Linked DNA regions of Mus musculus: regions 2, 3, 4 and 5 are each linked to region 1. Evidence: chromatin loops called from intact Hi-C (ENCODE). Cell type or tissue: heart. All regions are shown on one strand. Links, peaks and the distances in the headings refer to the core of each region. The heading gives the core; the rest is flanking DNA.

What was found. A loop is a pair of places that touch in the nucleus more often than their neighbours do. Peaks named below come from ENCODE experiments on the same cell type or tissue, not always from the same donor. Only the 100,000 strongest peaks of a DNase experiment are listed, where the experiment ranks them.
Region 2: a loop joins it to region 1, with 2.5 times the contacts of the local background. A loop is called at or near these places in 9 of 42 quality-filtered maps.
Region 3: it touches region 1 in a loop (2.0-fold over the local background); 4 of 42 quality-filtered maps call a loop at or near these places.
Region 4: it touches region 1 in a loop (9-fold over the local background); 33 of 42 quality-filtered maps call a loop at or near these places.
Region 5: it touches region 1 in a loop (8-fold over the local background); 22 of 42 quality-filtered maps call a loop at or near these places.

Annotation. Positions count from the first base shown.
Region 1 is chr2:153,583,308-153,589,746 of GRCm38, forward strand. No RefSeq gene overlaps it. Among named protein-coding and RNA genes, the nearest start is that of Commd7, 46 kb to the right of the region's middle. In heart, for the core only: a CTCF peak has its summit at 3,428 (motif pointing left); a DNase peak (open chromatin) is centred at 3,414; H3K4me3 peaks cover 387 bases; H3K27ac peaks cover 2,373 bases.
Region 2 is chr2:153,514,180-153,520,618 of GRCm38, forward strand. All of the region lies in intron 1 of Nol4l (nucleolar protein 4-like), which reads right to left. Among named protein-coding and RNA genes, the nearest start is that of Nol4l, 13 kb to the right of the region's middle. In heart, for the core only: a CTCF peak has its summit at 2,949; a DNase peak (open chromatin) is centred at 981; H3K27ac peaks cover 2,676 bases.
Region 3 is chr2:153,296,241-153,302,679 of GRCm38, forward strand. All of the region lies in intron 1 of Kif3b (kinesin family member 3B), which reads left to right. Among named protein-coding and RNA genes, the nearest start is that of Gm39961, 8.0 kb to the left of the region's middle. In heart, for the core only: a CTCF peak has its summit at 2,955 (motif pointing right); DNase peaks (open chromatin) are centred at 2,381 and 2,941.
Region 4 is chr2:153,475,181-153,481,619 of GRCm38, forward strand. Nol4l (nucleolar protein 4-like) reads right to left here. Exons shown (of 11, transcript NM_001134300.2): 3 at 2,691-2,802. Among named protein-coding and RNA genes, the nearest start is that of Nol4l, 52 kb to the right of the region's middle. In heart, for the core only: a CTCF peak has its summit at 3,571; DNase peaks (open chromatin) are centred at 731 and 3,621; H3K27ac peaks cover 4,133 bases.
Region 5 is chr2:153,144,937-153,151,375 of GRCm38, forward strand. It overlaps Hck (hemopoietic cell kinase), which reads left to right. Exons shown (of 13, transcript NM_010407.4): 12 at 4,011-4,142; 13 at 6,011-6,439. The coding sequence ends at 6,213. Among named protein-coding and RNA genes, the nearest start is that of Tm9sf4, 13 kb to the right of the region's middle. In heart, for the core only: a CTCF peak has its summit at 2,984 (motif pointing right); a DNase peak (open chromatin) is centred at 2,945; H3K27me3 peaks cover 1,247 bases.

The sequences.
Region 1 (6,439 bases), core at 885-5,884:
CCCGTGCGTGCGCGCTAGTAGCTTCCAAAGGGGAAAGCAGTCTCTTACAGTGGGACAGCTCGGCTTCAGTCCCATTCAACTGGAGGTTACCCGAGCTGGTCCAACCCAACTCAACCTGACCTGGGAGGGGGCCGAGAAGGAAGCTGAGCATCATGGGTACAAAGGTCGCAGCTCCACCGTCTCCTTGAGGTTTCAGCCAGGCAGCTGGCTGTGTCCACCCCACATTCTGGGGAGGGAAATAAGTATGGGAGGGTGACAGGGGACACTTTGAGGTGGTGGCCACCTCTGTGAGTGAGAGAGGCAGCTGCTCAGCCAAGAACTGGGGGCAGGGGCGCCTCCTGCGGCTAATTAAACTGAGCCGGTGATGAATCGGTAGAGGTTACAGCGTGCTAATTAAAGGTGCTGTATCTTGCCTGGCAAGGATGGAAGGCACCAGAAGCTCTGCAACCACAAGCAGGGCCAGGCCTGTGAGGCCTCCCACTGTGCAGGTTCTGGGTTGTCCTTCCCTTCTCCGCCCCTCCCCAGAGGGCCGGCCCCCTCCCCACTTCCCTATCTCTTCTGCCCACCTTGGGCCAGCCCTGCCTCCAACTTCCCCCGCCTTCCCACCACCCCAAATCCTCCCCAGATAAAGGCGAGCAGAGGCGAAGTAGAGCCTGTCGCCCTTAGCCTGAATCAGTGGTGGGTTCTGCGGGCGGGCGCTGTGTTGAGCCTCCGTGGAGCTCCTTTTAACCCCAATTCCTAATGTGTCACTGCTGAATTCAAGTGTAATAGGAACAAGGCCACCAAGACTTTTTTTTTTTTTTGAGACAGGGTTTCTCTGTGTAGCCCTGGCTGTCCTGGAATTCACTTTGTAGACCAGGCTGGCCTCGAACTCAGAAATCCTCCTGTTTTTGCCTCCCAAATGCTGGGATTAAAGGCGTGCACCACCATGCCCGGCTCGACTTCTAGAATCTTAACTACTTTTCTGTTTTGTTTTGTTTGGGGCTTTATTTCTATTAGAGAGACAGACAGACAGACAGACAGACAGACAGACAGGCAGGCAGGCAGGCAGACATGCAGAGAGTTAGTTCCCAAACACTCTAGCCTTAACAATACAGTCATGTCTGGGGAAAGTTAAACAAATGACCTCTGACCTTTGACCTTTGCACAGAGCAGGGAAAAAAGACTCCAAAGCACCCAGTCCTGCCCCAAGTTGGTTCCAGGCAGAGGTGTGGCTCAGTGGCTCCCCAGAGACTTGAGTTAGAGTCCAAGCCCGGCTCATTTGCCAATTATGTTAATTGGCAGGAGAAGCAGCTGCCCTGTGCCTTGACCTGTACCCCACCTGGAAGAGCCACTGAGACCGCAGCAAAGGAGACAACTCAGGTGAAACTAGTCCAGAGTCAGCTCCGACTGCTATGAGCCACTCTGACCTTCCAGCACCGGGATCATCTGGTTGGCCTGGCACCAGAACAATGCACCCCCACCCCCACCCCAAATCCAAAAGGCTGCAGCCTGTGTCCTGGAGAGGGTGATGAGAAGGGCAGGTGAGATAGCGCAGCTGGTTAAGAGCACTGACTGTTCTTCCAGGTGTTTTGAGTTCAATTCCCAGCAACCACATGGTGGCTCACAACCATCTGTAATGGGATCTGATGCCCTCTTCTGGGGTGTGTGACTGAAGACAGCTACAGTGTACTCATCTAAATATAAATAAATAAATAAATAAATAAATAAATAAATAAATAAATAAATAAATAAATAAATAAATAAATAAATAGCACTGGCTGTTCTACTGGAGTAAGTTAAGGTTCAACTCTTTTTTGTTTGTTTTGTTCTTTAGTTTTTGTTTTTGTTTGTTTGGGGTTTTTTGTTTTTGTTTTTTGTTTTTGTTTTTTGTTTTTTGTTTTTCGAGACAGGGTTTCTCTGTGTAGCCCTGGCTGTCCTGGAACTTACTCTGTAGACCAGGATGACCTCGAACTCAGAAATATGCCTGCCTCTGCCTCCCAAGTGCTGGGATCGAAGGTGTGCGCCACCACGCCCAGCTAAGGTTCAACTCTTAACACACAGTTCTGTTTAACTCGAATTCCAGGGAGACCCAATGCCCTGTTCTGATCAGCACACCAGACATGAGCATACATGCAGGAAGACCACTCATACACGTAAAATTCAATAAAATATTTCAAAGGATAAAATTTAGTTTGTTTTTTTTTTTTTTTAATTAAAAAGGTGACTGGCAGGATGGTGGCAGCATATGCCTCTAATCCCAACACTCCGGAGGCAGAAACAGGCAGATTTCTGAGCTGGAGACCAGCTTGGTCTACAGAGCAAATTCCAGGACACCCAGGGCTGACACAGGGAATCCTTGTCTCAAAAAACTAAAGACAAAATAGAGTGATTAGAGATGCTGAGTGGGGTGCTCATGAAGGGACTCTCCTGTGGAATGGGCTGCCGGATACAGAATTCAGCATTAGGCTTCACAAAGGAGACCAAGATGAACTTGGGACTCATTACTTCTCAGGGGACCCCAGTCTGGAATCAGAGAAAAAACAGTCACACATCTGGAGCTATGGGTCCAGGGTAGAGTGCTGGCTTGACATGTAGAAGGCCCTAGGCTCATCCCTAGCACCACAAAAGTGAACAAATTTAACTAAAAAGGAAAAGAAAAAAAAAATCCAGTGTAGAGACACACGATTATAATCTCAGCATCTGGTCGGCAGAGGCAAGGGGATAGGGGCTTCAGACCAGCCTTAGCTCCTTAGTAAGCTGAAGGCCAGTCTGAGCTGTAGTGACTCTGTCTCGACCCTCACCCAATGAAAGAACGCAGGCACAGGGAGGCTCTGGTGTCTCTATGCAAAGGCCTGAGTAGGAAGCGCTGCTGGTTTTGGAGGTCAGCTGCAAAACAGAAGGAAGGCAACTTTCTGACCTTGTTGGAGGGGGAAGCTGCTTTGTGGGTTCTGGGGGACACGGGCCTGATCACTCTAAGAAGCTCACAGACATCTGGAATTTCAGATACTGTGGTTTCAAGGACGGCAGGGTCCACAAATCCATTCATGTCTTTGAAGGGCTATGTTATCCCTCTTCATGGCCAGGCATACAGCTAGGATGAGAGCTTTTGCTGCTAAGTAACTCTGTGACGGAAGGAATACTGAGCCATCATGAGACCCAGACGCGTGAAACCCGTGGCTGAGAAACTCAGGACTACTGTCTGCCCTGACCCTGGGACCTTAGGCTACTTATCAAAGCTAGCAGGGATCTAGCCTCAAGAGTACGCCCCTATCCCACTATCCTCACTACAGGGAGGAGCGGGCACAAAGGTCCTAAGCAGGTGGCGCTACACGGAAGCCTATACTAGCAAAACCCGCAGCTCCTGGAAAACATCGGGTTGCCTCAGCGTCCCTGGGGGCCCCTTACCGGGAGCTCAGCCAAATGCTGGTCTATAGCACCCTCTGGTGGTAGTTTGGGGAAGTGGTGCACACAGAACCCACTGTTTGTTTAAGGTTGGGTGGGGCAGGTCATTATTGGAAGAGCGAACTACCCTTCCCAGACAAGAGAAAACAGGCCTAGAAGGGCAGTGGCTGCAGGGTCAATACTGACTCAAAACTGGAACCAGAACGCCTCTGTACCAAGTGACTTTACGTGGGGCTCTCCAAACACTCTACAGGCTGGGAGGTACGCAGTTACCAGAATGCTTGCTTAGCATGCACCAGTGTCTGAGTTCAGTCCCCAGAACTGCATAAAACTGGATATGGCTGGCGTGCACCTGCAATCCCAGCTCTTGGGAGGCGGAAGTTGAAGAATCAGAACGTCAAGGTCATTGACAACCACATCCAGAGGCCAACCTGGGGGAAAGGAGGGAGGTAGAGAGGAAAGGGGAGAAATGTAGAAAATGTTTAGAAATAAAATTAACAGAAGTAAGACTTTATACCCTGAAAACTATAAAACATTGCTTAAAATGTTTAAATAACCAAAATCAATGAAATATCTGTATTCTTGAGTCTGAGGACCAATTTTTTTTCCTTTTTTTTTTTTTTTTTTTTTGTTTTTTTGTTTTTTTCGAGACAGGGTTTTTCTGTATAGCCCTGGCTGTCCTGGAACTCACTCTGTAGACCAGGCTGGCCTCGAACTCAGAAATCCGCCTGCCTCTGCCTCCCAGGCTCTGTGTATGGCAAGGCAAATGGATTAATCCTGAGATTTGTTCAGCCTGAACCTTAGTCTCTTATAGAGATGAACAAGTTAGTGGTAAGATTCACACAGAGACTAGAGAGACTTAGAATGATAATCTTTAAAAAGGAACAACACTTGGGAGTGGAGAGATGGCTCAGTGGTTAGGAGCACTGATTACTCTTCCAGAGGACTGGGGTTCAAATCCCAACACACACATGACAGCTCAGAATTATTTGTAACTTGAAGATCTGAGAAGATAGGAAAAAAAAAGAACAAACGAAAGAAGAAACACTTTTGGGGCTACTACACTTCCCATTGCAAAAGTTCTCAGATCACTGTCACAGTCAGAAGAGACAAGGGTAGAGAGGAGTAAAACAGCACTGAGAGTCCAAGGATAGACCTTCACATCTGACACAGCACTGAGAGTCCAAGGTTAGACCTTCACATCTGACACAGCACTGAGAGTCCAAGGATAGACCTTCACATTGAGGTCAGCCTCTCAACAAAGGCAGCAAGCCAGCTTAATAAGGACAGGACAACCTTCTCAACAAATATGGCAGCAGACACTTGTCACATGGTAGCAGACCCCTATCTCACACTACACAAACATTAACTGATGACAAACTGTAGGCCTAAATGTGAAGCCCAAACTGTACAACTGTCAGAGGAGGACATTCTGAGTATGAGAGGCCATGCTTGTAACTCCATCACTTGAGAGGCTGAGGCAGGAGAATCAAGAGTTTGTTCACATGGCAAGACCCTATTTCAAGAAAGAAAGAAGAATCAAGAGAAAGGAGCCATACATTCACATATACAGTCATGTGGCCCATTCACTCATTCACCCACACATGCACTCATGTGGCTCATTCATTCATTCACAGGTACACTCATGTGACTCATTCATTCATTCATTCATTCACATGTACACTTATATGACTGTTCACAGCAGCATTATTCATAGTTTTAAAAAAAATCAAGGGTCTCCCAAGCTGCTGGAGAGATGGCTTATCAGGCACTTGCTCTTCCAGAAGACATGGGTTTGATATGCAGCACCCACATGGTAGCTCACAACCACCCATAGCTCCAGTTACAGGGCTCCAACTCCCTTCTAACCTCTTAGGCGCACCAGGAATACACATGGTGCAGAGAAATACATGCAGGCAAAAGACACACATACAGTGACAATTTTAAATGAAAAAAAAAAAAAAAAGATCTCCTTCAAATGAAGGCTGGAGAAAGAGTGGGTGTCAGAAATTGAACTCAGCTCCTCTGCAAGAACGATATGCACTGGTAACTGCCACACCATCTTTCCAGGCCCTCTTCTTTATTTTATTTTATTTTATTTTATTTATTTATTTTGGTTTTTCGAGACAGGGTTTCTCTGTATAGCCCTGACTGTCCTGGAACTCACTTTGTAGACCAGGCTGGCCTCGAACTCAGAAATCCGCCTGCCTCTGCCTCCCAAGTGCTGGGATTAAAGGCGTGTGCCACCACGCCTGGCTTTTATTTTATTTTATCTTCTTTTAAAGATTTATTTATTTTATTTTATTATATGTGATTACGCTGTAGCTGTCTTGTCACTCCAGAAAAGGGCGTCAGATCTTGTTATGGATGGTTGTGAGCCACCATGTGGTTGCTGGGATTTGAGCTCAAGACCTTCGGAAGAGCAGTCGGTGCTCTTAATCGCTGAGCCATCTCACCAGCCCCTTATTTTATTTTTTAAGTCTGTCTTTTGACCTATAACTTTACTTCTAGAAAATTCTATGAGGAATCTTTCAAGTGTGACAGAACATAATATAAATATTTTAATAACAACATAGTTCGCTACAGCAAAAAAAAAAAAAAAAAAAAAAAAAAAAATTAAAATACCCTGTACCTGTGGGTAGGTTTATCCACCTCACTGTGGAACAATGACATCATCAAAAATGATGAACGATTAAAAAATAATAATGAAAAAATAAATTTAAAAGACAGAGGTGGGGCTGGTGAGATGGCTCAGCAGGTAAGAGCACCGACTGCTCTACTAAAGGTCTGAAGTTCAAATCCCAGCAACCACATGGTGGCTCACAACCACCCGTAATGAGATCTGACGCCTTCTTCTGGTGTGTTTGAAGTCAGTGTACTTATGTATAATAATAAATATTTGGGCCAGAGCAAGCAGGGACTGAGCAAGCAGGGTTGACTGAAGTGCAATGGTCCTAAAAATTCAATTCCCAGCAACCACATAGTGGCTCCCAACCATCTGTAATGGGATAGGATGCCCTATTCTGGTGTGTCTGAAGACAGCTACAGTGTAGGC
Region 2 (6,439 bases), core at 415-5,414, 70 kb before region 1:
ATCCTTCAGGGTCTTGGTCAACTGCCATTATGGGACACCTTCCCTACACTCTTAAAAACTCCCTCTGCTCCACACTCGCTCTCTGGCATTCGCCAGCCCCTGACAAGCCAGGGACTCTCCCTGTTTACTGGGCCATCATCCCTGCCGAGTGACAGTTCTCTGGTGGCAAGGATTTCCTTTTGCTTTTCATTTTTATTAATTTGCTTATTTGGGGATTGGGGGTGGGGGTGGGGGTGGAGAGGTGGCGATAGGGAGGCCCGCATGCCAGGGTGACCACTTCCAGGAGTCAGTCCTCTCCATACACCATGCGAGTCCCAGAGATCAGGCAGCAAGCACCTTTACCTGTGGAGCCATGTCGTCAGCCCCTAGGGACTGTCCTTTTCACTTCCACTGCATAGTACCTGGTACAGAGCAGACACACTGCAAAGGCTTGGACAAGTGAGTATGGCGTGGGAATGGGGGATGACCCAGGACACTGAGGAAGCATAGAAGCCACCTTCATATCCTGGCCTTCTGCCTCTAGACCAGTCTCTTCCTTTCACTGACAAGGGATCAGCATGGATCTGCAAGCACAGGGAGCACAGGCCTGGGTGCCTCCCTTCCTGAGAACAGTACCCCCTGCAGAGGGCCCTAGCCTCTGCCAGCCACGCCCACTCCAAATCCCAGAGTGGGTGAAAAGACAGAATCTTCTCTTCTCTGCCTCCTGAGTTGCGAGGTGAGACCCACCCACCCCACCCCCCCTTGAGAAGCCATCACCTGTGGATAGGGACTTTCTCGGGTGGCCTCACAGAGGGTGGCTCTGCCCCCTCAGACAAGGTGCTATAGGGAAGACAAGCAGACACAAAGCCTGCTGGGACAGGTCAGCCTTAGCCCCCTTCCCCCTCTGTGCTGGTCCCAGAAAGCAAGAACGGGGCCTGAGGAGACCAAGGAGGTGGCCGCGTGCTGCAAATGGCAAAGGGCCATAGCTGAAGTGGCTGCTGGTCAAGCAGCCTGCCTGAGCTCACTTCCGGCTCACGGGGGCCTTGGCAAGTTGTGTAAGAGCTCCAGGCCATGCAGGACTGGTGCAGGAGGCAATGTACAAATGCACAGGAAACGCTTAGGGCAGACGGTCCCATGAGCACTCGCTGAACTGTGAGCTGACCCACTCCTATAGTCCTGTCATCGCCACCATGGCTTGCAGGTATAAGCTACCAACCCATTATCACCACCACCACCATGACTGTCTCATCATCGCTAGTGCCCTCATTACAACCACCATTACTACCATTATAACTACCTCCTTATCACCACCATCATCATCACCAGCACCACCATCAGCAGTATCACTATTACCATTCCCCACTATGATCATCACCACCACCAGCATAAGCATCACCCATCAGCACCAGCATATCACAACCACTATCATCACCATCATCATAGCCATCGGCATTATCACTATACTCCATCACCATCAACATTACCACCAAGGGAAGGGACAAGAATCAGGGTGAGGTGGCAGCAAAGGCCCTTCACTCCTCACACCCTCAGAGTTCTACTTCCCAGAGTAGCCAGATAGGGGGCAGCCGGTTGGCACTGGAGATTGTTGGCAGAAGTGGCCACGGGGCTGGCACCATCAGGACAGGACTGGCTGCCAGTTCCCCAGCCTTAGCCTTCATATTCTTGGAGGTAGGATGTCATGTCTGTGCAGTGCCCACCCCTTACTCCCATGCCCTGGTGGAATAACTGAGCAGGTCCTGCTGCCGGGCGGTGAATGGGTGACCCAGCCCTCCTCAGGTCTTCGTTGGATGCTTCCAGGGTGTGTTCTGAGACAGTGCCGTGCGATTCACTCAGACTGCCTCACCCTCACCTCCCAAAGACTGGATTCGTATGTGGGGCCTTGCCCAGCAGCCCTGTGACACTTGCTGGTGACTTCTGTGTTAGCCTTTGTTCTTTTAAAAAAATAACTGCAGCTGCTGCAGAATGAAGAGCCATGAGCAGGGTCCTGGGATGCAAGTCCTTGCCTGCATCCCACTGCTGTGCACAGAAACTTCTGCCGCCAGGCTCTGCTGCACAGAGGAGGGAACAGAGGAGCAGGCTGGCTCCTTCATCCCCACCTTTGCCCACCACTCACACTGGCAGGGTTCTCGGCGCTGCTGGGATCCACAAGAGGCTATAGCATTCCAGGCTCAGCTGCAAATCCTCCTGAGGGCAGGGGCCTGCCAGCTAGGTCCTCAGTGAACAACCCCAGCCCTCCATCATACCCGAGGCACGGCCTCAGCTCCCCACATTGACCTCTCTTCTCAGGAGCCCAGGGCCAGAGTTGCACAGGTTTTCCAAAAATCACAAGGTTGAGGAGATGCAGGAAAGGCTGTGCCTCACCGGGGCCTCACCACAGATCTTTCCTTGGCCCCCTCCCCTCCTGTATCCATCATCACCTAAAGAACTCTGTCTAGAGGCAGAGGATCTGCTCACAAGCCCCGGATGAAGCGGTGTGGTCCTGGGGCCCAACAGCATCCAGTAAACCCCTCTATAGAGCTCTGCCCCAAGATCTGGAGCTGTGGGGCTGAACTCAAGCTGACCTCCCCAGTAGGGGGAGGGAGTGGGGCATAAAAATGGAGCTTTGGGACCTGAGAGGGGAATCTCAGCAAACATTGAAACTTACATGTGAAGTGTGAACAGCTATGCACACACAACAATGAAGACCACCAGCAGCAGTGGTGGCCAAGACGGTGGCAGCGACAGCAGCAGCCAGACCCCCATCACATGCCCAAGGTGAAGCCTTCTACCCTCACTGAAACAGGCCCTGTAATTACCCCACAACGTTCAGATGCAGAAACTGAAACAGAGAAGTTAAGCAAGCTGCCCACGCCACACAGCAAGTAGAAGGTAGACTCAAGATCTAAACTTGGCAGCCTGGCTCCAGAGTCCAAAGGACACACAATCACTGAAGGACTGGAGAGCCTGGGCAGGGGCAGGAGCTGGCCACTGGGGGTTGCTGCTGCGTTACTGTTGCCTTAAAGCAAGCACACACACTTTCCCTGTAAGCAAGCCTCTCCCAAGCACCTGTGTGCACAGGGCCCCAGTTCTCCGGGAAACCCCAGCCCCTCCTTCCCCAGTTCCAGAATCAGAGGCTCACAACAATTTCCCCTGATCCCTCCCTTACTCCATGGCACCCTCTCCCCCACCCTGAGCTCCTGTACCATCCAGACCATATGGGTCTCCTCTTGGAGCTGCAGGCAGCCCAGTGACTAGACTGAAATTGCATCTCCTTCTGCCACACCACTGTAAAGGACAGAGCCTCCTCCCCTTAGAGCTGGTACCACCTTCCCCCACTGGGCTGATGTGGAGCAACAATGTGACCTAGAGTTAGCAATCTGCCCTTTAAATTCACAGGACCCTGCTCCTCTTTGCAAGAGTCACTGTCCAAGCCTACATAACAATCCTGGGGCCCCTTGGGTATCAGTCCAGCTGTCTGTCAAAGGATAGGTGACATGGGGAGCCAAAGCCAGATGCATCATATGGTCCCCAGTCCCTGCTCTGTCTCTTACAGCTGTGCAGCCTTGGCACATGGACTTAAGCTCTCTGGGCCTGACTCTATCAGCAGTATGAGGATAAGAAAGACAGATGGAAGCCGGGCATAGTGGCGCACGCCTTTAATCCCAGCACTTGGGAGGCAGAGGCAGGCAGCTTTCTGAGTTCGAGGCCAGCCTGGTCTACAAAGTGAGTTCCAGGACAGCCAAGGCTACACAGAGAAACCCTGTCTCAAAAAAACAACAACAACAAAAAGAAAGAAAGAAAGAAAGAAAGAAAGAAAGACAGACAGACAGACGGACAGTTACAAGAGGCTGAGCACACCTAGTCTCTGGCACAGGCCTTGGCACTTCCCAGGTACTCAACAAACAAACTGTGCCAACGCTTACCACTGTTCCTATTCGGCAAGTATGCAGGGGGCACTGACTCAATGTACCCCTAACCATCCCTGTAACCCCAGACAGCGTTAACATCACTCTTCCATTTTGCAGATGTAGAAAGGGAGACCTGAAAAAGTTGTTTATAAGATTTTACATCTAGTAAGGGAACAGGATTTGAATCTAGAAGACCCCAGACTCCAGGGAGCATACACACAGCTCTGCCTGTCTGTCTGTCTGAGACACAGTTTCTCTGTGTAGCCCTGGCTGTCCTGGAACTAAGAAATCTGCCCACTTCTGTCCCCCAAGTGCTAGGATTCAATGTGTGTGCCCCCAGGTCAGGGATACACACAGGTCTTAATGGGCAGCCTGGATTCCAGGATGATGTCTGGTTCTTCCTCCTACCTCCTGAGAGACACCTTCCAACCAGCTCACCTCCTACAACTCCGTACCTAGGAACCAGGTCCCAATCAACCCTGGAGGCTGATGTCCTCTTCCTAGTAGCCCCTCCCTGCCATGCCCAAGTCCCTGCACCCCCTCCACCCCTCACTCTCTCCCACCTTGGCCCGCTGCTTTGTCTTTGACCCTCAATCCCAGAGTCCCTTGCAGCTGCTGCTTACCACAGGACAGGCACAGCAGAGAACAGCTCTTAATTCCAGGGCTGAGAACTTTGCTTGGAGTCTCCCCTACTTCCCAGAGCTTCAACACAGGCAAGACCACTGGACTCACAGAACAGAAAATCAGCTTGAAGGGAGGCAGGGACTTTCTCAAGGTCACTGAATGAGTGCTAGTTAAGAACTCAGCCAGAGGCTGGCCACTGAGCCCAGAGGCCCAGAGGTCTGTGGGCAGGGCTGCGGCTCAGCTGCTCACTGGTCAGTCCACCAGAGCCCTGACAGCAGCTTCCTGTTACATGGCCATCACCCTGGGGTAGATGCTCTATACCCTAACCTAGAACTTACAAAGGGCCTGGGTTCGGTTCTCAGCACCCACATGACACAGCCCACAAACACTTGCAACTCCAACTTGAGCAAATTCAGCACTCTAATCTCCCTGGGCACCTGCACACGTATGATGCATATAAACTCACACAGGCACACAAACACACAGATCAATATGTTGTGGTGCTGGGAATGGAACTTAGGACCTTGTTCATGCTAAGTAAGAGCAAGACCACTGTGCTACACTAGCCAATCCCATCATTCCATGCGATAAATGAGAGGATGCCCTCAAGACTGCCGGGTAGCAAATGCCAGAGCCCCCTACCTCAGATCAGCCCCTGCCTCCAGCTCCGCACTGCTCTACCTCCACGAAGAAAGCATCAGCGTCAACCTGAAGGCTTGCGAGTGCAGCAGGCACGGGTCTTGGGTTCTAACAACATCACCAAAACAAAACCACCCATAAACGCCCCCCCCCCACTCCCGCAGCCCCTCAACCCAGGGTTTCAGAGAAGCTCCAGGTTTGACTTCTCCCATCCAGCTTCTCCCGCTGCCTCAAAGAGGTGTCACCAGAGCTAGACAGTGGCCTGACTTTAGGATCTTTGCAGGATCCCCCCCTCTCCCACCGCCCCCCATGCCTGAGATGTGGCCACAGCACCTACTCTAACCATCCTAGCAACTTTCCCACCTACCCACAGGGTACAGACTTTGTCAGTACAAAAGGCCAGGATCAGAGCAGACACTGACACACACTGTGTGACACAGACAGTCACACAGTCACTAGTGGGGTTGTAAAGTCAGGTCTGCCATTGGTCCTGTCATCCTCTGGTCTTCCCTATAGCTTCTCTGGCCTAATCGTGAGCACCGTGAGCCTGTGCAGATCCCTTCACACCCCCATGACAATGTCAACCTCTCAACGTAACTCAATTTTCTCCTCAACCCTAAGGAACCGCCATTAGACTCATTTTTCTGATGAAGAAACAGAAGTTGCTACCTAGCTGGGTGCTCAGCACTGGCTGTGCCTTGGTTTGCTAACCTGCAGAATGGGGTCATAACAGCCTCTCAAGGTGGCTAACGACTGCACAAGACTGGGGAAGCTCGGGCCCATGGACAGACCCCAGATGAGGCCCTGGATCTAGTGCGTTCTTGTCCACCCCTCACACCCTACAGGCCTGGCCTGATGAGGAAAGGCGCCATGTCTGTTGGAACATTTGCTGGGCCCTCAGATGCTGAGAAACGCTGAGTCATCCACCCTAGTGAGCGGAGGCCTCCCAGGAGCGGAGGATGGCCGTCCCCACTCAGCAGGAAGGTTCCAGGCTAGCAGGGTTCCTGTGCACATGGCAGCTCCTGAGCTGGCCCACTGAGTCCTGAGTCACTGGGGCTTCCCGCTGGCCTCCCTCAGCTACCACAGGGTTTGTGGACACTTAGATACCACTCACCAGAGTCTGTTCAAGACCCCCTACCCCTCTACCCCCACCCCATCCCACCCCCTACAGCCGCATCCAGAGCCTCCCGTGCCTCCATTATTTCCTAGGTATTTTCTTTCCATCCCCACACGCCACTCAACCTCAGCTGCTCTCATCTCCTACAAGGTGAGTCCCTAAGGCCTGCAAA
Region 3 (6,439 bases), core at 614-5,613, 290 kb before region 1:
GTGGCAGCCCTGTGCAGCCTGGGGATATGACAGTGAAGAGATGGCTGAGGTCCTTGTCTCACAGCGTTCAGCAGGTGCAAACCCAAAACCAAAAAGTAGGCAGACGGGATTTGAACTGGAGGAACACAGTGGGAGCAATGGCGCAGTAGTGTGCTGGAAAGCCATTCTCCAGGGATGGAGGGGACACTGCTGCATTAACTGGGGGAGGCGGTGACATTTTTGTTGAGGTTTGATCTCGGGAAGGGGCTCACTGTTTGAAGGTATACCAAAAGGATAAAGACTCCACGGTGGTCCTGAGCTAATTCCAGAAACTGCAGGAAGTGGCTGTGATGGGGTGAGTGGAGAGGTGGCTGGGAGTAGGGGGAGTCTACTCTAGAGGAGTCTACACGCCATGGGAACACTGGAGGCTTCTCAGAAGGTGTCATCATCTAGGTGTTTTTGTTGGTGTTAGTTTTTTAATGTGTGTGGATGTTTTGCCTGTGTGGATGCCTTGTGTCTACAGAGGCCGGAGGGATTGTTCAGTCTCCTGGAACTGGAGTTACAGAGGGTTGTGAGCTACCATGTGTGTTCTGGGACCTGTGGAACAATACCTACTGAGTTACCTTTCTTTCTCTCTCTCTTTTTTTTGGGGGGGTGGGGGGTTGGTTTTTCAAGACAGGGTTTCTCTGTATAGTCCTGGCTGTCCTGGAACTCACTCTGTAGACCAGGCTGACCTTGAACTCAGAAATCTGCCTGCCTCTGCCTCCCAAGTGCTAGGATTAAAGGCGTGCGCCACCACTGCCGGGCCCTGAGTCATCTTTCTAGACCTTAGAAAACCTTGGTGGTTTAAATAAATAATTTTTAAGACAGGGCCTATTGTAACCTAGGTTAACCTTAAGTTCTTTATGTAGTTGACTAAGGATGGGCTGGAACTTCTGATTCTTTTGCCTCTCTCCTGTGTACTGGGGTTATAAGTGTATGCTACCATACCAGATCATGTGGGCCTAGGGACTGACTTCAGAAACTTGTGTATGCTCGATAAGGCCTCTACTAACTGAGTCACATCCCTGGCCCCTAGTTTTCTGCTTTGTTTTTAAATCACTCTGAGGGCTGATGATGAGGTTCGGTGTAGAGTGTTCTCAGTGTGTGCATGTGCCCTCCGTGTCACAAAAGGAGGGCAAAAGAAAGTGAAGTCACCTGGCCTCTCTGGATTGTGAGTTTGAGAGAGCTTTAAGTGCCAGCCAGACTAGGTAGAAGGTTAGTAAGATGGTGGTGACTTTTTAGGGTGGTGGTAGGGGATGGTTATGTTTTGGAGGTGGCCAGTAGGGTGAAAGGATTAAGGGTGACTCCTAAGTTTTTGGCCCAAGCAGTTAGGTAGATTTAGAGGTGCCATCTGCCTCTCAAAGGATTAGAGGTCTCTGGTGAGGGGCCCTGAGAGGAACAACTGAATTATTCCAAGAGGCCCAAGGTACTACCAGTGCCTTAGCCCCTGCTGAAGGAAGACAGCCTGGAGGGTCTTACATTGTCCACCTAAGTCATCCAGATCTGCTTTTCCCAGGCTGGCTCGATGCCGGTCTGTGGAGTAGTAGTAAGTGGGTGCTCTGATGGGGTCCTGCTTACCTCTCTCTGGCTGTTTCAGTTGCCGTCCTAACCTGGGGATCTTGGCTGATGGAGGTTGGAAGGAATCTAGCCAGCTCTGGGGGAGAGCATATACTCACTAACACAGCTCACCCCCAGCACCTCAGATGGCCATGCTCTCCCTGCCAAAATGCCTCTTTCCTGGCTGCTGAACAGTAGGTCTTAAGGTTCAGAGCTTTTTAGACAGGGGAAGGCTTTGTAAAGCTGCTGTATTCTGCCAAAATTCCTAGAGGACTCTTGAACGTAGTAGCTCATCCAAGCAAGGGCTCCAGGCCTCATTTCCCATGCACTAGGAAAGGCCTTTGTTCATTTGGCGGTCAGTGAGGCCTGTTAGCGTTGTGGGACTCACAACTGCACACACTACTCCGAGTAGCTCTGGTGTTTTCTTTGCTCCTTCTTGAGTCTCATCCTCAGTCAGTGGTGGCCACATGGAGTGTGGGTTGTCCCAGGCTTCAGGTAAGGACACGTAGATACCTAGAAATCAGTCCTATTTGCTAGTGTATTCTGTACCTGCTAAGGGTTAAGGTAGGAAGATTGATGCTGGTTTAAGTGTGCTGCGCATGACAGAAGCACTTCTTGAACATGCACAGTCTAAGCCTAGATTGGAAAAATCAGGGTCTGGATTTCACCAGGATCCACTCACCCAGGTCAGATGTGAAACTATGGTCTCCTTCCATTTCCCTCCGGTCAAGCCACAGAAGCCAAAAGCAGTGCAGCAGTGGCCGAGAAAGAGGAGCTACTGAAAGCGCTGAGGGTGAAGCCACCCAGACAGCTGGGTGAATTATGGGTGGAGCTGTTCAAACAGCTGGATAATCTCTAGGTGGAGCTGTCCCAGCTGCAGGTCACTAAAGTAACTGTTGTTAGCATCATCTGTGTAGTCAAGATCTGAGCTGTCAAATCGAACTTTTGGGGTCACCTTTCTTAACCTTTGGAGAGAAAATCCTACAAAGACAAGAAGTACAAGCACCTGACTTAAGACCCTAGAAGACAGGGGTCATGCAGGGGCAAGAAGCCCCTCACCTAGACCCCAGAAGACAAGAGACCTACACACTCCTCACCCCCTTCACCAGGCCCAGAGCTGAAGACAGTGTAGGAGCTGCAGGAGGAGCTGTGCCTGCACACAGCTCAAAGAACACAGCCAAGGCCTGAGGTCACCCCAACAGTAAAACACGAAGCTGGCTCAGAACAACACCCCCATCCCCCAAGACTTTGTGCTACCAGCAAGCTGATAGTGTGTTTCGATAGCTAAGCTAAGGCTTGCTGAGCCAAGCTTGCAAGCCCTGCTTTCATTTGGTCTTCAGCAGTCTTTGTACAGGAACTGTTCCTCCCAGTTCCCAGAAGAGGGAAGTAGAGACTGTGTGAGTCAAATACTTCCCCAAAGATGCTGATCCGGAGTCCACCGCTCAGCCTACTATTCACTTTTCTCTAAGAAAGTTATTTATTAATTATGATTGTGCATTTTTGTGTGTGCATGGTGTGTGTACATGAGAACACGTGTGCCTGTGAAGGTCAGAGGACTTTTGTAGAGTCAGTCCATCTCCTACCTTTCTATGGGTTTCAGGGGTCAAACTCTGCCATCCACTGAACCATCGAGCTGGCCTTCTACTGCTCCCTCCCTCCCTCCCTCCCTCCCTCCCTCCCTCCCTCCCTCTGTTCCTTAGGATGCAGAGCCTCTTGCACGCTAAGCACAGGCTGCACCACTGAGGGGCATCCTCAGCCCCATCTGTTGTTTTTCAGAGGAGCAGTGACCACAGCATCCATTTGTCCGAGGCCTTTCTCTTCTGTGCCTGGGTAACTAGTTTGAAATGCAAATAGCAACCAGGTGCAGTGGGACTTGGTTATAATCCTGAGTGCTACTCAGGAGGTAGAGGCGGAAGGGTCAGGAGTTGTTTGGGGTTACACAGTTCCTTTGAGGTTAGCAGGCATTATAAGAGACCCCATCTCAACAAAGAAACCAACCAAAAAGTGACTTCAAAGGATGTTTGAGGAGATGGGAAACTCCTTTGTCTGTTTTAGAGTAATGGTGAATCTTCTCAGTATTTGATGGATGAGGCTACAGACCCAGCTTTGGGCTAGATAGGCAGGCCAGCCTTATCCTTTGAAGTAGTCTAGCTGCCGGCCTCACACAGCTGAAGCTGGAGCCTTGAGCTTCTTTTCCCAGTCACTTAACCCTCAACTCACTTAGTCCTGCCTGTTACATATACACGAAAGAGGGGAGGGTACAGAAGCCCTTCATTCAGTGCCTTTAGAAAGCTTGGTTAAGGGCTGATACGATGGCTTAGCTGATAAAGGTGCCTGATGGCCTGAGTTCAAGTCCAGACACACAGTGAACAGAGAGAATCAGATCCTGCAAGTTGTTCTCCTACCTCCACACATGCACTGTGACCTTCGCCCATGGGTGCACACACAAAGTAGATGAACACAGTATTAAAAAAAAAAGGCTTTGGCTCAGATCTTTAATCCAGCACTCAGGAGGCTGAGGCAGATGGATCTCTGTGAGTTCAAGCAGTCAGGGCTAAATGGTAAGACGCTGTCTGAAACTCATCTCCCAAATTAAAAAAATATATATATATTTAAGAAGATCTATTGGTCAAGCCTTTGCTATCACAGAAAATTCTGTCACTTGTATTGTGACATGGGGAAATCAGTCAACCTGCCTGGACCTCAGTGTCTGTCTCTCCCTTAGTGTATGTTTAAGTATGTCTGTAGCTGCATACACAAACACATGACTGGGCCTTGAGGTGGACATCTTCTCCCTTGGTGCCTGTATGCTGGGCTTTCTCCCAGACTTTCTGGGTGGGGCGCTCAGGGCGTTTCTCCAAGCATACAGTGAGCCCTCTTGTTAGTACCACAGGTCTGCATTGCTTCTTTTTTTTTTTTTTTTTTAAAGATTCATTTATTTATTATATATAAGTACACTGTAGCTGTCTTCAGACACACCAGAAGAGGGAGTCAGATCTTTTTACGGATGGTTGTGAGCCACCATGTGGTTGCTGGGATTTGAACTCTGAACCTTCGGAAGAGCAGTCAGTGCTCTTACCCACTGAGCCACCTCACCAGCCCCTGCATTGCTTCTTGAGGTGGGAGTGTTTAAGGATCAGTTAATCCTGATGATACATTGTGTCTCTTCATTCTGTCACCTGATTGCAGACACTGAGCTCACTGCCGGCAGATCTATCTTTAGTATACTGATGTAGTTAAATCATAATTTGCATTCGAGATCTCTCTCCCACCAATGATAATGGGGTGGGGTTGGTTGGTTTTTAAAATTTGGGCCTGTTACAGCACTTTCATTTTCTCATACTAAAGCACAGGATAGATGTGGGTGTGGTCCAGGTGAAGTAGGAAGACAACTGAGGTTTGGGACATTAATAAACTGTCACTCATGCTGGAGTCCTCCATAGCACCTTTGCACAGGTTTCAGTGGGACTGTGTGGGCTTCAGTGTAGGAGACAGGCTGGGCAGAATAGGAGCTGCCTCTAGCAGCCCAGGGGCGGGAGCAGTCAGGACTCTGCTGACAATTCTGGAAGCTGAGCGCAAAGCTCGCTGGTAAAGTGTGGAAAGTATAGTGTCAGCCCAGGTGACTAAGATGATTGTGGGCAGGTGGTCTTCGGTTTTGCAAGCTGAGCGGTAAGGAAGTGGAGATGCTCTGACAGGCACCATCTCCCCTTGCTGATGCTCGCTCTGCAGCCCTTTTCAAAGGGGAAATTTTCCTGTTTAAGAAAATAAAATTTCCAGGAGGTGGTGGTGCACACCTTTAATCCCAGCACGTGGGAGACTGAGAGATCTCTGAGTTAGAGGCCAGCCTGGTCTACAGATCAAATTCCAGGAAAGTCAAGGCTAGACAAAGAAAACCTATCTTGGGGGTGGATGGAGAAGGAAAAAAAATTCCAATAAGGAAAAGTCAAGGAAATCATGGTAAGATCAAAGTGAGGTTCACCCCAGGTCCTACCAGCTTGAAGTGATCCATTAGCGTGTTACTGCTGTGTGCAAATATGTCCCGAAGTGATGTGAGATGTTTCACAGGAGTCACACACCAGATATTTATATTACAATTTAAACAGTAGCAAAATCACAGTTATGAAGTTGCAATGAAAATGATTTTATGGTTGGGGGTCCTCACATGATAAGGAACTTCATTAAAGGGTCACAGCATTAGGAAGGCAGAAAACACTGTTTTAGCGTCATCTACTGCACGCTGATTATTTTGAAACAAATTATATATACATAACTTTACCTGAAAATTCTTGTATCTATCTTAAAAAATAAACATTTTTTAACTTTTTAAAAAATTTATTTATTTTTTTAAAGATTTATTTATTTATCTGTAAGTACACTGTAGCTGTCTTCAGACATTCCAGAAGAGGGCATCAGATCTCATTACAGATGGTTGCCAGCCACCATGTGGTTGCTGGGATTTGAAGTCAGGAGCAGTCAGTGTTCTTAACTGCTGAGCCATCTCACCAGCCCCAATAAACTTATTCTTATAATATTTTTATGTGTCTGTGTGTGTGCCTGCATCATGTATATATGTGCAGCACATGCATGTGAAGGTAGATGTCAGACCTCCTGAAACTAGAATTACAGGTAGTTGTAAGCCACCTAATATGGAAGTAATGGAGAGGCTCTCTGATTTTCACCCCCATAGCCATGCAACCCCCCCACCCCTCCCCCCCACACATAAGAAGTAGAGAACAAGCCAGGTGTGGTGGTGCACATGTGTAATGTCAGCACTTGGGAAGAGAATGGAGAAAGGCCAGGAGTTCAAAGCCATCCTTAAGCCAGGTGTGGTGGCACACACCTTTAATCCCAGCACTTGGGA
Region 4 (6,439 bases), core at 596-5,595, 110 kb before region 1:
CAAGCTGCTCACTGGGGCCACTCTGCTTCCTCCTTTTCTTTCCAGCATGAGGCCAGGAAGCAAGGCAGTCTCCCAGCAGCCCCAGAGGAGACTCCATCCTGTCCCCTCTCCCCCTCCCTCCCTACCTTCCTGGGACAGGAATAACAGGCCCTCTGGCCACAGGGAAGAAAGGGCTAGCAGGCAGTGGTGCAGCCCAAGGAAGCACTATGGGTAGAATTTGACCTTGGGCTCCTGCCAAGGACAAAGCTGACAAGGATTTGGGGGCTGATGCCTCAGACCATGGAGCAGGCAGGCGTTCTCTATGACAATCTAGAAGCCAATCTTTCCCTTTTAAATCTAGCATGTGGATGGGCCCCGGCTAGTGTGCTCAGGGTGGGGGTTGGGCACTTCTGACTTTACCTTTGCAACCTCTGGCTCAGAGTCTAGGGAAAAGGGGAAGCTATCTGGGCCTGAGCATCATAACCTAACAATGGGCCCATGTTCCCAAGGTATCCACAGAGCTCCAGGGCCCTGCACAATGGGCTCCTTTTCTATATCTGCATCACACAGCCCTGTGAGGAAGACATTCTTCCCACTCTGCTGAGAAAGGCGGTTCTGCTTCCCTCTCTTGGGAGTTGGAGAGGGAAACTGGGTGAGTGATTTCACCCAGCACCTCTTCAGGTCTTGGTTTCCTTGGCTGTATGCCAGGACTGACAGCTCATAGCGATTATGAGCAGGGGATTCTCAGAGAGGTTCCCTAGCCTGCTGTGGGATACACAGGTCCCCCTGGCCTGGGGCCCACTTTTCCATGGGTTGTGCTCTGATTTCCTCTCTGCAGTGGGAAGGTCAGCTGCCTGGGACTGAGGATAGGCAGGCACCTGTCCTCTTTCCTGTCAAGATAAGCACCAGGAGAGAGGCTCAAAACAGTCCTCAGGCTGGTTTATATTCTATTCAGTTCTGGGTTGTGAGCAACACCCTCCCCCCTTCTCCTCCTTTCTTGAGCTGAGGATGGGAAGGACCCTCCTAAGGTGGAGGCAGCCAGTGGAGAGAGGAAGCGCAATGCAGTTAGGCTGCCTGCACATAAGTCCCCAACCTGAGGACTTTGCAGCCTTTGGGGAGGAACACCTTCCCCACCATAGGAAACAGCAGGAAAGCCAGAAGGCTATAGTCCCCCAGAGCAGTCTTGCCTCTTCAGGCAGCAGTTTTGTTGTGCCTGACTCCTCCGGTTGCAATGGAAACAATTAGGGCAGAAATAGGAGGGGACCAGCATACTTAGGTGGGCAGGATCCAGGCAGCCAGCACCAGGGTCCAGACTTGCAGTTTGGGGCATAAGCAGAGAAAAGGGCCCCCAGGCCCATTTGCAGGCCAAGGATTATCTTGGCCTTGGGGCCAGGCCACGAGTAACAGTGACAAGCATCCCTTAGGGTCACTCTCCCATATTAGAGCCCTGGGCTAAGCTCAGGGATGACCTCTCAAGCCTTATCAGTCCTTGGAGTAGGGACCCTACTTACTCCGTGCACAGAGCTGAGACCCACACTCATACAGCCAAGCCTAGGAGCCTACTCTCAACAACAGAATCAGCATTAGCTCTGGACCTTCACACCTTGGAAGCTGTCTTACTACCTGCTAGGCAGCTACTGCTTAGAGGCTCCCAGGCAGCAAAGCCTCTCGATCTGGTGAATCAGCTGCTGTCATCAGCTGCTCAGGTGCTTGTTGCCTGTGTCCCTGTCACCGGGCTGTCACAGCATAGTCCACTTGTTCTCCCCAGGTGGGTGCCTGCCCTTAGAGGTCTACCTGAATAAGTGGCTTCCTGTCCACTCCTACTTTGTCCTCATGGTCAGACAACTGCCCCTACCCCTTTTGTCCTGTTGTGGCTCATAATTTGCAGGCCTGAAGCCAGGGGAGGCACAGTATGTCATGGGAAGGCCCAGAACCTTGATTAGTGTACCTCCCCAAGCCACAACACACTAAGCCACCCATGCCACCCATGATAACTATGGTCAAATGTTCTGGTCCGTGTTACAGTCAAAGCCAGCTGCAGGCAGACAAACTGATGGGCTGTGTAGGAAGATGTGGGAGGGGAACCCTTGATGGTCTCACTGGGCTGAACAGAGCAAAGGGCAGCTTCAGCTAATCACAAGTGGTCTGTCCATCTTCAGTACTAATCAGGCCTCACTGATCTGATGGGAGGTCACATGAGGCAGACCTTAGTGAGCATGCACCACTGGCAGGAGTTAAGGGCCAAAGGGTAAGAAGAACATGCCTCATGGGGTGTGTGTCTGTCTTCAGAGACCCAGATCCATGTGTACATGAGTGGACAACCAGCCCCAGGGGCAAGGTCAAGTGGCTAGGATGGAAGAACCCAGAGAACAGGAAGTTTGGCCACTTAGAATTAGGTGAGAGGAGAGGGGCTAGCCTAAGCCTTGAAGGGCAAGATGATGGGTTGTTGGTTCTAAGAGAAGCTTAACATTTACAAAACCAATAAAGAAGCACTGTGGTGGTACATACATAGTCTCAGCACTCGAGACACTACAGCAGGAGGATTGACAGCTTGGAGCCAGCCTGGGCTATATGGTGAGACTCTGTCTCAAAAATAAGTAAGCAAGCAAGTAATTAATAATTAGAAAGTTAAACAAATCCAAACAAGGCTCCTGAGGCAGTGCCACCACCCACATGGCCTCTGGAGGACCTGTCCGCTGCGTGGCCCCCACCTTTGGGCTCCGGGCCGCTGGAGTTAAAGTGCATCCTCTTCTGGCATTCCGTGCAGCTCATGAGGAACCGAGTCACAGCCTCTCTGGGGAGGAAGGCGTAGGTCTCCGCGATCTGCCAGAAAACAGTTTGCACATCATGTGCCATCTTGAAGGCAACTTAGTCGCCAACAACATTGAGGGGCCAATGGCCTCTCTTCCTTTCTGTAAAATGAGCCACTTGTTTTTAAAACTTGAATAAAGGGGATTAAAAAATGAAAATTAAAAGCATTTAAACATGATCTAGTTTTAAACCTCTAATAAACAATATTCTTATCAGAACATTTTATGGCTGCCACTAAAAGGTGAGCTTGTGAACACTGCTCTAGAATACAACAACCTCTCCTCTTAGAGATGTATAAGCTAAGACCCACTTGTAAATTCACTGGCCTAGTAGCAAAGTCCAGTGTTCCACCACTGATGTCCTGGGCTAACCCACAGGCCAAGGACCTTTTTAGGCAGAGCTATAGAACGCTGGTTCAGGGCATCCAACTTTCCACATGTTCCTCCTGTAACTAAGGATTCTGTTGAGGCCCATGGCTCTTGAGAGGTAAGACTGCAGGTCACAGCACCCCACACTGAGGGAGGAGAGCTGGCAGGAGACAGGGAAGTAGAGATGGAATGGAAAGGATATGAAAAGGCTGGGTAGGAAGCAGGGAAGGGTGGGTGTGAGCCTGCAACGCTAGTAAGGGGGTCAGCATTACTCTAGGTTTTGGGAAGCTCTGATTCTGGTTTGGCTGTCCAAGGGGTCCAAAGTGTCCTATTTATGCCGCCTTTCCTCTGCCAGAGGCAGCCTGACAGCTGATTTTCCCGTGCTCTGCCTAGAAGCCAGTTCTCCCACTCCTCTCCACTAAGGGGCAGTATCACCCAAGCGTTCCCACCCTTAGCACAGCCCAGTGGAAAAGTTGACTGAGGGCTTTAGGGCCTCTCTGGACTCTACTGGGCCCTGCTCCTCCCATGGCCAGTACACAGTCTGCTTCTACAGGGACTAGAGACAGGATTCATGGACACCCTCAATCTCAGCTGGTAGAGGCAGCCCTCTAAGGAACAGCCTTCAAGGCTCCAGCCCAGCCACTGGCCTGCTTCACGTCCTAGAGAATTCTACTGCTGCCAGCTGCAAACTAGAGTTAATTTTGGTGGCACAGTTGTTACTTCTCAGCTGACTTGATGCTCTGCAGAGCAGGCAGTCTCTTTGATGAGTTATCTCCCTTCTAAATTCCCTGTCTGATTGCCTTGCTCTGGAGGTCAAGGACAAGGGCGAACCCTGTGTCTCTGGCTGGGAGAGCCACGGTGGAGGAAGAAGACCAGGTTGGCCCACGTTAGAGATGAGCACTAGAGCGTGGAGGGCTTTCTGCTAGGTAAGCATGCATCTTCATCCTAGCCTAGAGCTCTAGGAGTCCTTTCAGAGGATGCCAAGTTGGGAATAGTGAGTCTGTTGCAGGCAGAGCCAGAGCTGGGGCTGACTGGCCAAATGATGGGGTCCCAGACTCCCCTGAGATATTATATTTATTATATAAAGTTGGGCCTCAGAAGAGCTGAGTGGTTATGGGGATGAGAGATGCAGTCGGCTAAAAGGAAAGTGAGGTTCATGCCAGAGGAATAAGGTTGCTTCCTCACCTGCACTGGAAAGGCACAGACTCAAGAACAGCTCCTGGTCAGGCTGCTCTGCTGAGGGCTGCACACAGGGTGAGCATAGCTATCTTGGCTTCCTGGCCTTCAGAGCGCACAGGAGTCTGTCTCCAGGGTGCAATGGTGACCACAAGATCTGATCTTGGTTTGGTCCCCAGCAGTGGGCCAGGGAGATATATCTTCTGGCTCTGAGTCTCATAGGAGAATGGGAGAGGTAAAAAGTCCTTGGAGCTGTCAGAGGGTGGGGCAGTGTCAGAGGAAGCTGGGAGTTAGTTCTGTACTACATAGGAACCCATATGGACAGCACACCCTCCCTCTTATATTTTCCACAGAATCTTTTGGTTCAACCTTTGGTTGGTCAGGACTAGAAATGGAACCTCTATTTCTGTGTGTGTACTTGGATGCCACAGGCCCATGGAACACGGGACACACACACACATAGACACACAAAGACACACATAGACACACACACACAATAAGACCAGAAAGGCAATCCTCACACGCTCACAAGATGCTCATATCAGGAGGATGGTGGCTTTCAGATGTTTCAGACCCTGTTCTAGAAATAGATGCATGTGTACAAAACAGAGTAAGTGGACTGCCCTCATGTTCCAGGAGGAGGTGCTTCAGGCTCCCTCCCTGTCCCAGGCAGGACCCTTCCCTCAGCTGTCCTGCACTGCCTGCTGTGCTGCTGCTCTCAGTCTCCTGAAACCATGTATGGATTTCCCTTTTCTATTTTTCCTAGTGTTAAAAACTGAGAGATTTCATAGGCAGGGAGAACAGAAGCTATTTGCAGAGTAGCTGACTTGCAAGGCCTGGTTTTCACTCCCCAACTCAGAAGCCAACAGGGGCTGAAAAGAGGGGCAGGGTGTGGGGGGATTTGTACCACTTTACAAGATCCTCCTTCTGCCCTGTGCTGGATTAGCACGTGGTGGGCCTGGAGCAGCTGCTGACCACATCTGGCCCCAACTCCAAAGTGGCCCGGGTGGCCAGATCCAGGCTCTGCAAGCTGAGCTGGCCGCTAGCATCCCTGGAGGGGAGGAAGAGGTAAAAGGGTTCTTCCAACCTAGATTGGCTGAGATGGGGGAAAGCCCTGGGGGGTGGGGAGTGGGGGCTCAGGGAACTGGGAGCAGCCTGGAACTTGACCAGTGAGACTCCTAGGATCTTTGGATACTCAAGTCTCCCTGATGGAGAGGCTATGGCAGGGTTCCCTGCTCAAAAAGCCACTCCTTCTGTATCACCTGATGGAAATGCCTTCTGCCCGGACTCTAAAAACTACAGGCTTTAAAAGCACATAACCGGGGCTGGTGAGATGGCTCAGTGGGTAAGAGCACCCGACTGCTCTTCCAAAGGTCCAGAGTTCAAATCCCAGCAACCACATGGTGGCTCACAACCATCCGTAACAAGATCTGACTCCCTCTTCTGGTGTGTCTGAAGACAGCTACAGTGTACTTACATATAATAATAAATAAAAAACCTTTAAAAAAAAAAAAAAAAAAAAAAGCACATAACCTTTCCTCTCTAATTCTTTGCTGAACAGTTGCTGGAAAGATCCTCTTCCCTAATGAAGAACTGGCCTCCTTTAGTGCCCCAAACAAGGCTACCCACTTCCCTACTGTCTCCCAACCTCAAAGGCACTTCAGGCCTGTAAGAATTCGAAAGTCCCTGTACCTTATAGACGAAAAGCAGACCCAGGATTCAGGTTTGGCTAAATACATGGTGACAGATCCAAAACCCACTCATCCGAGGGCTTGATGAAAGCCTGCAGTGCCGGGCTGTGCCTCTCTACAGCCATGCACAGGGTTTGCTTAGGGGCTTTTTCTAAAGGGGGGCTCATGTCTACCGAGCAAGGCTGAGGAGCTAGGCAGGGCAGAGGGAAGTGAAAGCAGATGAAACGGGGAGCACACAGCATCCAGCTACCATCTCTGCCCCAGAAACAGGAAGACAGTAGCCAGGAAAGGTGGCAGATGGGAGAGAGGGATGGGTGAGGAGGTATGGAGGGAAAGTGGAAACACCAGCTCCTTGTCCTCCAATTGCTGCAGGAGGGCCCTAGCCTGCTGAGCTCAGCCTTGGCCCTGTGCTGA
Region 5 (6,439 bases), core at 1-5,000, 440 kb before region 1:
ACAAAACCAGAACCATGTGAATGTCCACAGACAGGGTGTGCGTATCAGCTGTGACACACACACAATGTAGCACCACACAGCAGTTAAGGACCCACACCAGGGGCTGGGAGTAGCATTCAGTGGTGGAGGCCTCACTGACACAGAAGACTATAGACTTCACCCCCATCACACCACACACCAATGCCATGGGCAACTAAAGGGGAGGTGTGACATCCAGATGAAAGAAGTGAACCTAAACAGAGTAGATGCCAGAAGGTTCTACATCATGGAATTCAAAACCAGGCAAAAGTCATCTCTGAAGGTCACAGTGTTCTTCATGATCGCCCCAGACTTAAACACTGTAACTGATGCCCATCAGCTGATGACCAGAGGGAGAACATGTGGGCATCCATACCACGGAATAGTGTCTGTGTCTGTGACAGAACAGAGACAACTGTTGGAAACCCTGGGAGCATGCTAAGTAGAGGCCAGGCACCAATATCTGTTACCCTTGAAATGAAATTCCCAGAATGGCGCAGGGGTTGCCAAGGGCTGGGTGGGAGACTCAAGAAAGGGGTTCTGAGCGCCAGGGATGGGGCTGGATAACATGTGATGAAACATTGTGCAATTCACAATTCTTCCGCTATTATGAAAGTCGTCAGGAGCTGTGGTGGCTGCGCCTTTATTCCCAGCACTGCATTCAAAGCCAGTCTGGTCTGCAGGGTGAGTTCCAGGACAGCCTGGACAGGGCTACACAGAGAAACCCTGTCTTTAAAAAAAAAATCATTGGAGCATACACTTTAAATGTGTGGATTTTATGGCTTGTGCATTATATATCATTAAAGCTGTAAAATTCACTTATACCAACAAAGCTGTGAAGGGAGGTGGGGGGAGTGCTAGCTGAAGCAGGGAGGTACTGCCTCAGAATAGCTGGAAGGAGCCTTCTGAAGGGGCTACTTAGCTACAGATCATCAAAGTCAGACCTTAAGCATCTGTATACTTTAGCTGGGTCTAGAAGTGCAGGCTTGTAATGTAGGCTACTCTGGAGACATATCACAAGTTCAAGGTCTGCCAGGGTAGTTACTGACCCTGTCTCAAAATAAAAAGTAAAGGGGCTGTGGTTCTGTGGCAGAACACTTGCCTGACATGTGTATGGTACTAGACTCAGTCTCCAGTAACACACACACACACACACACACACACACACACACACACACACACACACACCATTGGATATGTTATGATTTGATGTTTAAACTAGGTACAAAAAAATAAAATGAAAAGTTGGATATATAATCTAAATCTGTAAAGAATAAGTGGGATATGGAGAGAACTCTCTAGATGTGGCTGAGGATGTGGCTTGGTGGCAGAGTGCCTACCAGGCATGCTCAAGATCTGGGTTTGAGCCTTAGTACCACATAAAAGAGAAGTATGACATAAAGAAAATGGCTGACTTAGAGTTGGGCTGTGAATCGCAGCATGCAGGAGGATACCATGGAGCCAACCCGGGATATGGAGACCCTGTCTCTCAAAAGGAAAGGAGAGTCTGGAGAGATGGCTCTGTGGTTAAGAGCACTTGCTGCTCTTGCAGAGGACCTGGGTCCTGGCACTCATATGTCGGCTCCCAATCATCTAATCCTAGTTCCATGGTTCCAATACCCTCTTTTGGATGCTGAGGGCACCAGACATGCATGTGGTACACATACATATATGCAGGCAAAATGCCCCTACATGTAAAATAAGTCATTTCAGGACCAGTTTTTTAAAAGAAAAGGAGTGGCAAATTGGCTGAGTGAAAGTGCCTGCTGCCAAGCTTGAGGTCCTGAGTTCAAGCCCCAGGATCCATGTAGTGGAAGGAAAGCACTGACTCCTGCTGGAGGCGTCCTCAAACCCTGACAAAAACTGACACTCCCACCCCTAGCAGCCACAACTGCTCAGCTAGGGGTGGGACTTCAGAGGCCAACTTCTCATCTCTGCTGGGATTTTGTCCAGTTGATCTTGTGCTGGTTTTGTGCAGGCAGACATAGCTTCTTCGAGGTCTGGTGTGTTATGGTCCTGTCATCCAGAAAATCCTCTTTTACAGCATTCCTCCACTGTCTATGGCTTTACAATCTCTCTACTGCCTCTTTCTGGATGATCTCTGAGCCTGGGAAGGGTGTGTGTGTGTGTGAGAGAGATGTGGATATTTCCTTTAGGGTTGAGACTTGTCAATACTTAATCACTTACTCGGCCATAATACAAGCGTCGCCGAATTCCAAAGAACATGCAGATGGTCTCTTAACTTAGCGGTTGCTTGGTATATGGTTTTAAAAATAGCTTTATGGGACACCTAAAAGCACTAGCATTTTCATCATACAAAGGGGCTAGCTTTAGGTGCTCAGGCCTGCGCTGGGACTTTAACCATCTTCTACCACAGTAACAAGAAAAGTGAATTAGGGAACAAAACAGACCCGGCCGAGCTGATGTGTCATCACCACTGCCAGGAAGTTGAAAAGACAGGGAGCATGAATTCAAATTAGCATCATGTGACAGGGGCCTCACATTAAGAGAGTAGCACAGGGGGAAAGCCTCCATTGCTAGTGTCAGCAGTGACACTGGCATCTTTCCACTTAGGATCCAACCCTAAGTGGAGGCAACAACAGAGTCAACATGGCAGTTTGGAGTGGAGCAAGAGTCCAGGGCTAAGTGTCCTCAGGCATCCCTAGGACTGGCCTTCCTCTGGTGCTGCTACTTTTGTGATGAAGCCAGTCAGGTTTATGTCCAGCTCTGAAAGGCTCCCAGGCTTATGGCTGTTTAGGGGGATATGTGCCTTATGGACATTAAGCCACTGGAGACGGTGGTCTAGCCTCTCTAGCCATGAAACCAAATGTCCCACTGAAGTCTTTGAAATGGAACTGCTTGCAGCCTTCTAGCTCCTTCCGCCCTACAGCCCTGCAGTTTGGCAACTGCTGTTCCTGCCCCTCAGCACTCAGCCTGTTTTCTGCCTGCCGTGATAAGGCATGGACAGGAGGTGGCAGCAGAGAGTGATTGAGAGCCTGGTCATTTATCTCCAGTGTTCTGATGGTACAGACATAGTTGCATTGAGAAGAAATGATACAAAGGTGGGCATGGTGGTACATGCCTCCAGTCTAGACACTAGGGAAGTGGGCAGAAAGACCAGGAAATCAAGGCCATCCTATCTAGGCTATGTAGTGAATTGAGAGCCTGTCTCATAAAAATGAGTGAGTGAGTGAGTGACTGAGTGACTGAGTGAGTGACTGAGTGAATGAATGCATGAATATGCTCTCCCTTTGGATTTTGATCTCTTTCCATGTCTATTAATATACTGTCCTCCCTCATGATGCTGAGCCAGGGCAGTGAGCTACAGCTCTGATTTAGCCAAGAGATCACCAGAAGAAACAAAAAAAGAAGCCATGATATGCAGTTGCTGAACTACAGTGTTCAGTAACTAAGTGTTCGAGGCATTTTTGACTTCTGCATTTTGCCTTACAGTGAGTGTATCGTAATCCTGAATCAAGGGGCAGTTATATATCCTATAGACCATGTTCACCAATTATACTTTAATTAAGACAAACACCCACAGACTGCTCATCAAATCCATTCTAGAGGGAGGAAGGGAAGAATAGGAAGGAAGGGACACTCTGACTAGGGCAAACCTCAGACGACAGCTGAAGTCCTCTCCTGCACGCCATAGCTGGGGAGTGGATGGGGTGAGGTATCAGCTGTGACCTAGACTCAAGCCCCCCGGAGATCACTTATCCCCAAAGACCTCTGGGTCTCCACTTATCAGCGTTAACATTTAACAGGCAGCAACTGAATCAAGGATGTAGCCCCCAGAGTGAGCTCCCACATTATATCCACTCCTCTTTGATCCAGTGTCTGTCCTCAAGACAAATGTCCCTTGGTAACATGGGTAACACATTGCAAGGAAATCGCTATTTGTAGAGGGCATGATTCCCCTCACCCTAGCAGAGCCCCAGCCCTCATTGCTCCTCAGTCTCACCGTGACTCTGCTCTGCTCAACCCTGCAGGAGCCAAGTTCCCCATCAAGTGGACAGCTCCTGAAGCCATCAACTTTGGTTCCTTCACCATCAAGTCAGATGTCTGGTCCTTTGGTATCCTGCTGATGGAAATTGTCACCTATGGCCGGATCCCTTACCCAGGTAGGAAAAGGGACATGGGCTTAGGGGTGTCTCCAGCCCAACCTGGCAATGGCCCATCTCGTCAGTATGTCTATTACACTCAGCTCTTGATCTTCCCCCAGTCCCTCTCCACCTTTCTCATATCAGAGGTACTGCCCTCCACCATCCCTCCGCTAGTGTAAGGGGTTGGCTGGCTATCTCCTCTTTCCCACACCTTACTGCACTCAAGCAATCGAAGTTCAGCTATTTGAGCAGGAGGTGGATGGGAAGATCTGGAGAAGTAGCATGAGGCTGAGAAGAAGTCAACTTTTTTTTTTTTTTTTTGAGACAAACTCTTACTCTGTAGCTCTGGCTAGCCTGGAGTTTGATATGCAGACCAGGCTGTCCTTGAAGTCCCAGAAACCCATCTGCCTCTGCCTCTGCCTCTGCCTCTGCCTCCCAAGTGCTGGGACGAAAGGTCTACAGCATCACACCTGGATGATCTCTACTTTTAAGAGATGTATACTTGAGGCTGGAGAGGTGGATCAGAGGTTAAGAGTACTTGCTCTCCCAGAGGATGAGGGTCCAGTTCCTAGCACCGATGTGGTAACTCACAACTATCTCATTCTAGTCCCAGGGGATCTGATGTCCTGTGATGGCCTATGAGGACACCCGTATACACATGGTGTATATATGCACACATATACATGGAGGAAGAACACTCATACACATAAAATACAAATAAATAAATAAATCTGAGGGGCAGGCCTCAGTTCCATGAGAATGGGTGAAAGTATGTGATCAAGGTGGCACACGGGCAGCTGGGGCAGGTGGTGGCACATGGGTACCTGGGGCAGGTGGTAGCACATGGGCAGCTGGGGCAGGTGGTGGCACATGGGTACCTGGGCCAGGTGTTGGCACATGGGCAGCTGGGACAGGTGTTGGCACATGGGCAGCGGGACAGGTGTTGGCATAGACAACAGAAATAAGCTGATGAACTGAGCCACATTTCAAAAGAAGCAAAGAGAGCCAAGGCTGGCTGTCCTGATAGTGAAGAAGCTGTGGAAATTTGGGGTGATTCACTAGAGAGGATGGCCGTCCAACTAAGATATTTAAAGTTTCTTGTTTTTGCTCTTAATCACTGACCCATCTCTTCAGCCCTAATCACAGAAGTTTAAAAAATACTAAAAATAAAAGTAAAGTTGGTAACCATAGTTATTTCATTGTTGTTTTTAGAGATAACAGATGTAAACTTAGAATAAGGAAATGATGGTGTTCAGAGTGACCTTGAATCTGGCTTTGGGGGGGCGGGTACACTAGTAAAATCCAGGCAGGCATAGTAGCCTGCACCCTTGGTTCTGGCAGAAGAAAAGGCAGGTGGATCTCAGTGAGTTTGAGACCAGCTGGCCTACACAGTGAGTTCTAGGATGGCCAGAGCTACGTAGTAAGACCCTGTCTCAAAAATAAATACAAACAAACGGATAGATAGATAAAACAACAGACCAAGATATGCAGAAACAGTAGGCTGGTTAATGTTCTGCCACCTTAAGAGGTCTGGCATTGCCAGATACTGATGGTGCATGCCTTTAACTCCAGCACCCAGGAGGCAAAGGCAGGCGAATCTCTTCAGTTTGAATTTGAGGCCAGCCTGGTCTACAGACTGAGTTCCAGGACAACCAATGCTACAAAGAGAAACCCTGTCTCAAAAACAAAAACAACAACAACAAAAGAGGTCTGGCATGTCTTGATGGCTGGACAAACTTAGCAATTGGACAGTTAGTTTCTGTCCCTTCCTCACACAGTTAGATGATAACTGCAGCTCCATTTGCTACCCCTCCCTAACACACACACACACACACACACACACACACACACACACACACACATTTAATTTCACTCCTCTTTTTCAGGTATGTCAAACCCAGAGGTGATTCGGGCACTAGAGCATGGGTACCGTATGCCTCGACCAGATAACTGTCCAGAAGAGCTCTACAATATCATGATCCGCTGCTGGAAGAACCGCCCCGAGGAACGGCCCACCTTTGAATACATCCAGAGTGTGCTGGATGACTTCTACACGGCCACTGAGAGCCAGTATCAGCAGCAGCCTTGACAGCAGTAAGGACATGAGCAGAGCCAGAAGCCCCATCAGTGCCTTGACACGCCCAACTTGCTGGGCCCACTCTCAGACACCACACCACACACACTGCAGCTGTTGAGTGGGTGGGAGGACTTCACAATCTCTTTCTGACTCTAGTCATCTGCAATCCGCCACTCTCAGGGCCTCCAAGTTGGTATGTCTCATTTGCCTGGAATGACTGAATTCAATCTATAGCTGT